Regions from separate parts of the Mus musculus genome. Here region 1 is linked to region 2. A link is a contact called in ENCODE Hi-C or POLR2A ChIA-PET data. All regions are on one chromosome and are shown on one strand. The core of a region is the stretch at or near the end of the contact, and the rest is flanking DNA. Distances in the headings are between cores, read along the strand shown.

Region 1 (5,977 bases), core at 2,206-4,705, 1.9 Mb before region 2:
TGGAGCCTTTGGAAGAACCACCTTCCTTTCTTATGTTCATACCCTCTCCGTGCCCTTCACACATCGATGTGCTTGTTTCTCTGTATACAGAGCTTGTTTGGTGTCAGCGTCTCCTTTTCCTTACATCTCGGAGTCTTCTGTATTTCTGCCCATCTGTAGATTTAGAACTTTTTAGGGAAGTCCATGAAACTTAGCCATAGGCAATAATGAGCTTATATACTGTTTTATATACTGTAGTTTATAGCCCAGAACACTGCCCGGCTGGCCTTAAGCAATTCAACTCCGGGCATTTTTAGGCATCACAGTCTGCTCATGTTCACACCAGCTCCTAATAGTTCTCCCTGATACATTTCTTAAACTTAAGAAAGAAGTGTTTCCTAAACTTACCCTTCATCTTTTCTGAGGAGTCCAGTCTTTTCTTTGCTTCTCTGCTCTGTAATATCCTGTCTTCAGTCTTCCGTGTCTCTTCTCCAGCTGCTCTGTCATCTCAGAGGGTCTAGCTCCTCTCTCCCACCTTGGTTCTGCTTTGGATCCTTGTGTCTGTCTCTTCACAAGCTAGATCCCTCCACCCCAGTGCATAGTTGTCCCCAACCCTGCCTCCTGGTGACACCTTCCTCTTCTCTGCCCTCCAGCCTCTGCCTCGGTGCACCCTCTCATTGACCCCCTGGCCTCAGGGTCTCACCTTACCCGGATCCCCTACCCAGCTGGGACCCTCCCCAACCCCCTTCTTCCTCACCCTCTGCACGAGAACGAAGTTCTTCGTCACCAGCTTTTTGGTAAGGATGGAGGAGGGGAGGCGTACGTGAGGGAAGACCAGAACAGAGGAACTCGGGGGGGTAGAAGGGCCAAATGGAGTTTGGAGAGAGATGTGAGCAGCTAAGATAGAAACGGAGACCTGAGGCCCTTCTAAAGGAGCCTCAAGAGCTAGGGCTCGTTCCCTTCTAAAGGAGCCTCAAGAGCTAGGGCTCGTTCCGTTCCACCACAGGCCGACAGATAGAGCATAGGCTAGGTGCTGTAACTTTGCATTTTAGCCTCAGCTTCCTCTGTCTGTCTGGAACGTTGGCTGACTGTCCCCATCCAGCAGTCATTTACTCCTGTGCCTTCTTCTCACAGCTGCCCCTTACCGGGACCTGCCGGCCTCCCTTTCTGCTCCAATGTCAGCGGCTCATCAGCTGCAGGCCATGCACGCGCAGTCAGCTGAGCTGCAGCGCTTGGCGCTGGAACAGCAGCAGTGGCTACATGCTCATCACCCATTGCACAGCGTGCCACTACCTGCCCAGGAAGACTACTACAGGTACTCCAGGTTGCCCCCAGAGCACAAGGGGAAGTGGGTTCTGGGCATGGTCCAACAGGACACCGAGCCCTTGGGAGGGGAAGCCCCCTTTCTCAGTCTCATCTCTGCATTGCCTCTTATCTAGTCACCTGAAGAAGGAGAGTGACAAGCCGCTGTAGAGCTGCGATCCAGACAGCACCCACTGCTCCTTCATCCAGACCTTGGAGGACCACCCCAACCTTTTGACCCCACCCCACCCCCAGCCGAGGAGAGGGTGCTGCCCGCTTGCAGAGCTCCTGCAGCTGGGTAGAGGGAGGGAGGGAAGAAGGGACAGACAAGGTCAGGGCCCGGGGTTGTGTGCAGAGGTGGGAAGTGGCAAGGGTGGGGGCAGAAAGTGCACAGTATCTTGGACCAGGTCCCTCCTCCTATCCCCTGCTTTTCTTCTCCTCTATGCCGAATCCTTGGTGGCCACTGCCCCTCCCCTAACCCATTGGTGTGATTTTTTTCATCTGTTAGATGTGGCTGTTTTGCGTAGCATTGTGTGCTGCCCCGCCCCATCCCTGTGTGTGCACCCCCTCCCTCGGCGATATGTGCCCTTACCCGTCCCACATTAATAATTTATATATATAAATATCTATATGATGCTCTTTAAAAAACATCCTGACCAAAACCAACCAAACAAAAACATCCTCACAGTTCCCCAGGAATATGTCTGTGACGTGTTTTTTATTTGGGGGAGGGTGGTTGCAGTGGGTAGGGTGTTGGGGTGGGTAGGGAGAGAGGTCTGGTTGTTGTAGGGGAAGTGGGAAGGGATGAATGGGGTTTTCTTATGGAAACTTAGGAGTTGGACAAGGCTCTTTTTTATTACTCATTTATTTTACAAGAGTCTTCATGCATACCAGAAGAGAATATCAAATCCCATTACAGATGGTTGTGAGCCACCAAGTGGTTGCTGGGAATTGAACTCAGGACACCTGGAAGAGCAGTCTGTGCTCTTAACCCCCTGAGCCATCTCTTTAACCTGACAAGGCTCTTCTTGATCTTGGATGCTCAGCTATACTTATGGGGTGCCCTGTCCTAGACCTTTAGATTGGGGAGTTCAGGCTCCTGAGGCCGTTCAGAGCAAGAATAGGCGCACAGCAAGCATAAGCAAATCTAAGACCTACTCAGCCCTTGGAAGTACATCACTGACATAATGTGCCACCAGAGTGCTCCAGAGACAGTTTCAGAGATCTGAATCCCTTCTCAGCATAGTTTATGATTTGAAACAGTTAAAGGTGTATAACATGGAGGCCAATAAGATTAGTATTTGTAAAAGATTTACTAATAGTTAGGTGTATGAGCTCATGTCTGCGCTTATGAATGCAAGGCCTCAAAAGAGACCAGAAGCTGTTGGGTCCCTGTAGCTTGGAGTTAGGGCAGTTAGGAATTGCCAAGCAGGGTGAGCCATCTTTGCAACCCCTCTATTTTTAATGAAGCAGGGCCATGGAGCCCAAGCTGGCCTTGAACTTCTCAGCTTTTGTGCTGGTATCACAGAAATGTGGCGCTATGCCCGGTCGGGCCTGATGTTCCAGAGTCTTTGCAGTGTGGGGAACTTGTAAGGATGAGACTACAAGACATCGGGCCACATCGCCTGCCACTACTTAAGTCCGATTCACTTCGGCTTTAGCTCCAAGCCTTTAATCTCGCGAAGCTCTTTTTTTTTTTTTAACAACATAGGAGCTGTGATTGGCTGTTTTCAGCCAATCAGCACTGACTCATTTGCATAGCCTTTACAAGCGGTCACAAACTCAAGAAACGAGCGGTTTTAATAGTCTTTTAGAATATTGTTTATCGAACCGAATAAGGAACTGTGCTTTGTGATTCACATATCAGTGGAGGGGTGTGGAAATGGCACCTTGATCTCACCCTCATCGAAAGTGGAGTTGATGTCCTTCCCTGGCTCGCTACAGACGCACTTCCGCAAGTGTTACAGCTCTTTTAGAATTTGTCTAGCAGGTTTTCTGACTTCGGTCGGAAAACCCCTCCCAATTTCACTGGTCTACAATGAAAGCAAAACAGTTCTCTTCCCCGCTCCCCGGTGTGTGAGAGGGGCTTTGATCCTTCTCTGGTTTCCTAGGAAACGCGTATGTGCTAGAGCCACGCTCTGAGACTTCCGCCTCGTGCGGTCCCGCTTCCTTTCTGCCTCCTCTGGCCTGCATCCGTGGGGGAGGTGGCTGGCTGCAGGGTTCTCCGGATCTCTTCTGTGTTCCCACTACTCAAGCACCGAGTGGCGTTCTATGGCGTCCGCCTCGGCTCAGCCCGCGGCCCTGAGCGCGGAGCAGGCCAAGGGTGAGGAAAGAGCCTAGTCTGGGTGTGGGCCGTCTTCTGGGGGGAGGGCGCGATACTATTCTTTGCCTCTCCAAGTGGGGCCCTTGCCCATTAGGGCGAAGGGTTGGGAGGACAAGCTTATCGGGTTGCTTGCAGGCCTCGGCCCACTAATTCCCTGCCTCTTCCCTCCTCTGGGCTCGCCCGCCGTCCTCCGCGGACCTCTCTGGGATGCTTCCGTCTCGCAGTGGTCCTGGCGGAGGTGATTCAAGCGTTCTCGGCCCCAGAGAATGCCGTGCGCATGGACGAGGCTAGAGACAATGCGTGCAACGATATGGGCAAGATGCTGCAATTTGTGCTGCCCGTAGCCACACAGATCCAACAAGAGGTTATTAAAGCCTATGGCTTCAGCTGCGACGGGGAAGGTGGGTCCCACAGGGCTTGGCAAAGGAATGGACTGGGGGTGGGACGCATGATGATGCCCCCCCCCCCCCCCGATCGATCTTTTTCTCGCCACAGGGCGGCAGTCACATCAAACATTGCCACTCACAGTTCAGGGACTAGACTTAAGCCCCGCCTGAAAAGTTATGGCTCTTGAAGCCAGGCATGGCCACAGTGGCCTTTCATCCCAGCATTTGAGAAGCAGAGGCAGGCAGGTCTCTGAGTTCAAGGCCAGCCTGGTATGTAGGGTGAGGAGTTCCAGGGTAGCCATGGCTATACAAAGAAAACCCTGTCTTGAAAAAACAAAAACCCACCAAACAAAAGTTCTGGCTCTAGAGTCCAAAGCCCTACATAGGCAAGTGTTTCTCCATGGCCCTCGAACTTCCCAGCTCTCCCCGAGTCAGGATCGCAGTAAGTTGCCCAGAATGGCCTTGAACCAGAGACCCACCTTTCTCAGCCTTTTGAGTAAGTGACAGGCTTGAGTCACTGGGCCCAGCTCTAACCTGAACTCTCTCGTGTACCTGAACTCTTTCTTGTCTGCCTTTTGGCTAATAGGTTTGGTGTGGCAGGTTGAGCCCTCTCTTCCCAAGGACAGTTGTTTATTAATTTTGTGTTTGTTTGTTTGTTTGTTTGTTTGTTAGCTAGCCAGGACTACCAGGGAGTCTCTTTCAAATCAGGCTGCTTGAGGCTAAGCTGCTGAACGTGGTTCACCCGAGACTGAAAACATAATGCTTTTTAATTTTTTGTTTGTTTGTTTGAGACAGGGTTTCTCTGTGTAGCCCTGGCTATCTTGGAACTCAATCTGTAGACCAGGCAGGCCTCGAACTCAAGAGACCCACCTACCTCTGCCTCCCGAGTGCTGGGATTAAGGGCAGGCCCAGCTGTTTTAGGGCTTTTTTATATTGCATCCAGTTGTGCCTAGTGAAAACCGGGGCGGGGTTGGTTGAAGCCATGCAGGACATGGGGGTGAATTGTCCTCTATTGCAGATGGCTGCCTGACGAAAGGAGATCTTCTGCTCTAGGGAGCCCCCTTGGCTGCCTCCACACACTGGTCCCCAGCAGTGTGGCTTGACTTGCTTCTGATTGCAGGTGTCCTTAAGTTTGCCCGCCTGGTCAAGTCTTATGAAGCCCAGGATCCCGAGATTGCCAGCCTGTCAGGCAAGCTGAAGGCCCTGTTCCTGCCACCCATGACACTGCCGCCCCATGGGCCTGCTTCTGGAAGCAGTGTGGCAGCCTCCTGAGATTGGTTCTCGTATGTGTGCTGCTGCTGTGGAGGCGGCCCTTGTGTTCCAGAGGATAATAAATGTACTTGTGACTAAACCTTTGTGTCAGTCATTTGTAGTCCTGATTACCCCCTCTTGTTGCCACCCAGCCGCCTCTAGCCTTTCCCCTCCTTTAGACCCTTTCTATCCTCTTCGCTGGGACCAACCCTGCTCTCATGAGACCTAGGGTGTGGGAGGCTAAGATGGGCCTCTTGGTACCCTGGGAGGTTTGCTCACAAAGGTGGCACCTCCTAGAGCAGCGGGCCCAGGCTCTTCTTTGGGCTCTCTGCTTTCCACTGTCAGAGAGGTACTCTTCCGAGGGCGGTCCCTTGGCTAGGGTTACTTCCTGGGCTTTGCTTCTACCCGCCCTCCTTCTGCTCCAGCAGTTTGAGCTCCAGGTAGAACAGCAGGTGGCTCCTCCCCTTCCCAGGGAAGTAGGCCTGGACAGGCCTGAAGCCTGCTGCACTCCTGCAGTCCTCTGGGGAATTTGGCCGTGGTGGGCGGGCGGACTCTGGCCAGCCCCGCCCCACCGTTCTTCTCTCAGAGACCTGTAATCCAGGGGCTTGGCCTCAGAGTCCCATTGGTTTGACAGGCTGGATAGAGGAGGAAGTGGCCAAGAAACGAAATATATTCTTCCTGAAGGTCTGGATCCCTGAACAGCTGTGCCACTCGATTGGCCCCGCCCCCGTCGCCC
Region 2 (6,309 bases), core at 2,676-5,175:
TGTGTGCTTGTGTCTACATCTACAGGTGCTCCCAGAGTGCAGAAGAGAGCATTAGACTCCCTGGAGCTGGAGTTTCAGATGCTGTGAGCCTCCTTGGATGCTGTGAAGTAAATGCAGGTCCTTTGGAAAAACAGTACTTCCTTCTAACCACACAGCCATCTCTCCAGGCCCTGCAACTCTTCATATGTAATTAACATATCACAGATACATTTTACAAGCCTTTTCCTTTTCTTCTTTTTGAAAAGAATTTTCCTATAGCCTACACTGACCTTGAACTTAATTATATAGTACAGGATGACTTTGAACTCCTGATCAAATGGTCACTTTTAAAGACAATGTATCCCATGGAATATGATAAAAGTTTGTATACGCAAGCATCAGCTTCAAAACATAATAACTAAATTGATCACTGCTTTTGTGATTGTTTTCCTATGCAGTCTCCTCATCAGAAATAGAGGGATAATAATACATATTTCATAGTTTTCAGAAGGCTTGCATGACTTCATCTATGTAATGCCCTTAGATTAGAGGAGTGGGCTAGAGAGAAAAGGGGCTTAAAAGACTCAACAGTCAATTGAATTACTATGGATCAAGAGATATGTCCATAAAATACGGGATACAAACCTTTAAGGGGAATCCTGATTGGAATAGGGCAATTGGGAAAAAATACTATAAGGCAAATGGCAAAGTTTCAATATTCACTTGGTAGTACCAAGAATTCAAATTTCTTCTGAGTCTCACTATGTAGCCCTGACTGGCATTAAACCCACAGGCCTGCCTCTGCCTCCCAAATGCAGTCAGTAGAGAGATGTGTTCCATCACATGCTGCTTAGAATCAAGATTTCTTACATTTTTAGATATGAAAGGGAGCCAAGCATAGTAACATATACTTGTAACCCCAGCACTCAGGAGGTAAAGACAAGAGGACCCGTAGTTTAAGATTATTCTCAGCTGTGTAGGTAGTAAATTAAAAACCAGCCTGTCTCAAAAAAAAACAAAAACAAAAACAAAAACCTAGATAAATAATTATTCATGGGGCTGAAGAGATGACTCAGCGATTTAAGAGCACATGCCTTCCTAGAGGACCTGAGCTCCAGTCCCAGTGCCCATGTTGGACAACCAGGGGATGTGGCACTTCTGAACACCTGCACTCACACGCACAAACACATACACGTAATTTAAAATAAAATAGGTCTTATAAACAATGGGGGGGGGGGCATCTTCTTGGAGACAAGTGGGAGGAGGAATGGGATGGAAAAAAGAAAAAGAGAAGAGGAAGAAGAAGAGGGGGAAGCAGGGGAGTTGGAACAAAGGAAGGAAATAATAAACAATGGGCCAGGTAGTGGTGGTGTCTAAGTCTTTAATCCCAGCACTCAGGAGGCAGAAGTACACACAGATGTTATAAGTTCGAGGCCAGTCTGGTCTACAGAGTGAGTTTCAGGACAACCAAGGCTACACAGAGAAACCCTGCCTTGAAAAACAAACAAAGGTGGATTAATGAAATTCCATTATTTTTAAGGGATATTTAAAAATGTGTATTAGAGTGACTTAAGCATGAAATGTCTGAAATTTGTCTCAAAATAATCAAGTGACCAGGAGGAAAGTAGAGGTGGCAAAATATTGGCCAAATATTGCTTATTGCAACATTTAAGCATACATGTTGTTCTCAGGCTAAAGAGATAGCTAAGATTTCAGCTCTTGCAGAGGACCCAATTGGACACGCAAGTCCAGCCTCTACCACCACCACCTGTGACTCAAGCTCCAGGAGATCTGGATTCTCTCCCCTGGGTGCTGAGGGCACATGTAGTCACATGTGTACTATTCCGTGTCATGCTCACATGCATGTACAAGAGTGAAAATAAAGTTAGAGCTGGAGAGATGGCTCAGAGATTAAGAGCACTTGCTGCTCTAACAGAGGTCCCCATTTACATTCGAGCCCTGCTGTCCACTGTTCACAACTGGCTGTAACTCCCAGTTGCAGGAGACTAACTCCCTCTTCTGACCTCTCCTGGCTCCTACATGCATGTAATGCGGATATATATATATACACACATACACGATAGATATTAATAAGATAAAAATATAAGATGTCATTGTCATTCTCTCTACTTTTGTGTTTGAAATTTTACAACAGAGCTTTTAAAAAAATTAAAAAGAAATAGTAAAATGTTTGCTATCATGTTTTGTGTATGTATCGTTACCTAGTATCTTTAATTTACACTACATCCTTTTTAATTGTTGTTATTATTTCATTTACATTCCAAATGTTGCCCCCCTTCCTGGTCCCTCTTTCCAGAGTTCTTCACCCCATCCTCCCTCCCCTTCGCCTCTGGGAAGGTACACACACATCCCAGCATTCCCCTTCCTGGGGTATCAAGTCTCTAAGGAGTAGGTGCATCCTCTCCCACTGAGCCCAGACAAGGCAGTCAGTCCTGTGTTACATATGTGCAGGGCCACGGATCAGCCCGTGTATGCTCTTTGGTTGGTGGCTTAGTCTCTAGGACCTCCCAGGAGTCCCCGTTAGTTAATACTGTTGGTCTTCCTATGGGGTTGCCATACTCTTCAGCTCCTTCAATCCTTTCCATAGGGGTCTCGAACTCAGTCCAATGGTTGGCTGTAAGTATCTGCATCTGATTCAGTCAGCTGTTGGTAGAACCTTTCAGAAGACAGCTATGCTAGGCTGCAAGCACAACATGGCATCAGTAATTGTATCCGGGTTTGGTGCCTGTGCGTGGGATGGATCCCAAGTTGGGCCGGTCATGGGATAGCCTTTCTTCAGTCTCTGCCCCGTTTTTGTCCCTGCTTTTCCTTTATACAGGAACAATTCTGCGTCAAACCAAATCCAGAAAGCAGCAGATTTTCATCCATTTTACAAAGGCGTTGAGATAGCAGCACCTCTGCTCTTTAGCTCCCTCTACGAATCATTGGCCAACTATAAGAGGCAGCCTATAGCCACCAGGCTCCAGGTTTCTGCTTCCCTTAGTATATTTGTCGTCCATGTTAGGGGTGGGGGGGCGGTGTCACTAAACCGGCATACAAATGACTCATGTGTATCATGTTCATCAGGCAAAATGTGAGTTCTTATTTGAACATCCGAAAGAGGAAGGAAAAAAACAAACAAACAAAAAAACCTACCACTTAAAGATTGTAGTCCCTGGAATAAAGAACACAAGTATAATAAAAGTTCTCTGAGTAGTTTGCATCTTCTTGACTTTTTTTTCTTTTTCAGTTTATGCGTTCATTTTACATCCTGATTAATTTCTAAACTATGTAGAGAACCGAGGCTCGCTAGGGAGACGAGAGCGAGCGTTTAGAGCGAGGCTGGGGCGGGAGTCGCACACCCAGGGAGGCCCAGCGATGGGTCTGTTCCACCTTAAGAGGCGCCAGCCTCTCCCCGCTCTGAGCAAGCTCTCGGCTCCGCCCACCCCGGTGTCAGCCCGGCCCGGAACGCGGAGGAGAGGAGGGAGGAGAGCGGCGGTAGGCGGATGGAAAGATCCGCGCCCCCGGCTGCCGGCCCAGCGTCCGGGGCTGGGAGCGCAGCGCGGGCTCCGAGATAGACCCGCGAGCCACTGCAAAGGCGGCTGAGACGGGGCCCGCGGGGCCATCCCGGGTGGGCGCCGGGGCACCAGACTGGATCCGAGATAGACCCGGACGCTGGCAGCACAGACTGTACAAAGTTGTAACTTCCCCGGTGCCCGGACGCCTAGCGTCAAGGCATTTCCAAAAAGGGGGGGGGGGCATGCCTCTCCTTTGTCCTGACTGGTGGAGTTGAGCATGGGCTGGGCCCTGGACTGAGCGAGGGTTGGCCACCTGGGTAGTCCATCAAAGGATGATGCGGTGAAGGGTGGCCATTTGGGGAGGAAGTAAAGATTATTTTGGTACCTCCTCCCCCAGTTAGTGATTGGCGGAGGTTTGCCGTGATGTAAAACAGGGCATAAAAATGTCCGTAAAGGTACCGGGCCTATTGGCCGGTCTCTCAGGGAGGAATTCTAGGGTGGACCGTGAAGAGCCAGCCGACGCTGGTTTTGTAGGGGAGGACCAAATGGGTTGACACCCGGAAATGAGTTAGGAAGGGAACTCAGGGAAAGCGAGGGAAACCGGCTCACCTACTTTGCCCTCACAAAGGTCATTTCCTGCATGGGATCGATAGTTTCCTGTTTACTTACTCCTCGGGAGGGAGCGCGTACACTGGCTTCCTGGAATATACCCGATATTCACACTTAACTTTTGAGCCCAGGCTTCCCTTTTAGTCACGGTACCAACGGGAATGAATGAAATGGTGAAAAGGAAACGCAAGGGATTTATCTCCACGTAGAGAACGGAAATGGAGTGGGGCTGGAGGTTGTCTTTCATGCACGCAAGAAGACAAAACTAGGCGTGTTGGCGTACACCTGTGATGTGAGGTGAAGGCAGGATGAGGATGTTCAGAAGTTCAAAGTCATCCTCGACTACGTAGAGAGAAGCAAGTCTGGATTAAATTTGACGATGGGGGAGGGGCGTATTGATGGTTGAAAGTGAAAAGAACTCAAAATAAACTAGCTTGGTGACTCACCCCTTTAATCCTGTAGTTTGGGAGGCTTGCAGGCTAATTTCTGAATTTGAGGCAAGCCTGCTCAAACACAGCGAGATCCAGGACAGCCCAATTAGACTCAAAAAAAAAAAAATCTGAACTGAAACTCTTCTGCATAGGCAGGCACTTCACTCTCTTGTGTCTGGGACAGGCAGTGCATACACAGAAGAAGACAAAGTATGAGGGGAAAGATATTATTTTTAAAGATGCCCTTGTATGTCTTATGAACCCTCCCCACTTTTTAAATTCTCACTTAACCACTTGTGTTATAAAAATAATTACATGTGTTCATTAATTCATAATTAAATTTTGAAAAGAAGGCAATGAACTTGAGTTTGTTGGTTTTTTTTTTTTTTAATAGTATAGAATAAAGTTTATTCAGGGCCTGGAGAGTTAAGAAGGTAGTAGAGGCAGAGAGGGAGAAGTAGAGGCCATCCATGAACACATGGATAGAGGGGGAAGGGAATGGGGAAGGGAGGAAGAAGGGAAGAGCCCAAGAGGGCAAGAGAGAAGTCGGACAACTGAACTTGAGATTGTTGAATCAGATAGAACCTTAGATTCAAGGGGAATCCTCTTGGTTCACTGAAGTCTGGCTCCCTCTTCTAAAACAATAATAGCTACCAATTTCTCTTATATCTGGAGACCCCAAAACCAGCCATAAGACCTCAAAAGACTAGTGGGGGAGCAGGGGATGATGGCTCAGGCCTTTAATCTCCTCACTTAGGAGGCAGAAGCAGGCAGATCTGAGTTTGAGAACAGCCTAGCCTACTTGAGTTCCAGAACAGCCAGATATAGTTCAATGCAATGGGTGTTTATGGGGAGACAGGAGGGGGTTTGCTTAGCTGTGCATTACATTTGGCAGGGTAGGTTACAGTGAATAGAAAGGGCTTTATGTAGAAAAGGTTTTAATGACGGGGACTCGGTGCTTACAAAATTGTTGCAAGTGCTGCAGCATCTTAGAAATGACTCCAAGAGGGCTGGAGAGATGGCTCAGTGGTTACGAGCACTGAATGCTCTGCCAGAGGTCCTGAGTTCAATTCCCAGCAACCACTTGGTGGCTCACAACCATCTGTAATGGGATCCGATGCACTCTTCTGGTGTGTGTCTGAAGACAGCTGCAGTGTACTCATGTAAATAAAAAATAAATCTTTAGGGAAAAAAAAGGGAGAAATGACTCCAAGAATTCAACTACTGAGCTCATCTTCCAGGGAGCCTCAGAGGGTAAGGAATCAGCACTGTGTTGCTGACATTGTTAACTTGATGACCCCACTGAGCGGTGCTGTGAGCCAGGCATCAGAAAGCTACTGTTGTTGCTACTATGGCCTTGACAGCCAACTATGCCCATGAAGTAATAGTGATTAGTCCTGGAATGGTAGACTAAAGCCAGCACTGTCCCATAGTCATGCTAGCAAGCCATAGGTGCTTTATTTTACATTCCATATCTGTAAAGTATGCAGATCATAATTTATAGCTAAAAATCCTGGCCTCCTTTATTAATTTCCACCCTATAACTCCAATAAGTAGTTTTTGACATTTTTCAACACCTGCTTTGTATGAGATACTTTTCAACTTTGTATGAGATACTTCAACAGCTGGAAGGTGCATCAGGCCAAGTCCCTGTTACAAAGACCACAGACCCAGGTTGTCCAGGAATATTCTGTGTAGTGCCAGGGAAGTGTTAGTGATCACACACACACACAACAGACAGGAGCTGATCTGATGCAACTCACAGCAGGGTC

Evidence for each region. Hi-C counts contacts between places; a loop is a spot of excess contacts on that map. ChIA-PET counts read pairs that join two places held with the same protein, here RNA polymerase II (POLR2A).
Region 1: a loop to region 2 is called in a map of T-helper 17 cell, with 4 times the contacts of the local background. The contact joins the promoter of Grcc10 here to the enhancer-like site in region 2. A Hi-C loop is called at or near these places in 1 of 37 maps with a recorded cell type or tissue (T-helper 17 cell). POLR2A ChIA-PET finds 5 or more read pairs at or near these places in 1 of 5 experiments (embryonic stem cell).

Annotation. Positions count from the first base shown.
Region 1 is chr6:124,738,547-124,744,523 of GRCm38, reverse strand. It overlaps Grcc10 (gene rich cluster, C10 gene), which reads left to right and starts at 3,455. Exons shown (of 3, transcript NM_013535.2): 1 at 3,455-3,604; 2 at 3,829-4,005; 3 at 5,111-5,341. The coding sequence starts at 3,553. The coding sequence ends at 5,262. Rnu7 (U7 small nuclear RNA) reads left to right here and starts at 3,238; the gene lies at 3,238-3,299. It overlaps Atn1 (atrophin 1), which reads left to right. Exons shown (of 10, transcript NM_007881.4): 8 at 633-776; 9 at 1,114-1,294; 10 at 1,419-1,980. The coding sequence ends at 1,452. It also overlaps a transcript of Ptpn6 not described here.
Region 2 is chr6:122,808,572-122,814,880 of GRCm38, reverse strand. No RefSeq gene overlaps it. Among named protein-coding and RNA genes, the nearest start is that of Foxj2, 8.5 kb to the left of the region's middle. Within about 2 kb of position 3,925, at least 1 of the 3 ENCODE cell types and tissues checked has a DNase peak (open chromatin) inside an H3K27ac peak, as active enhancers do.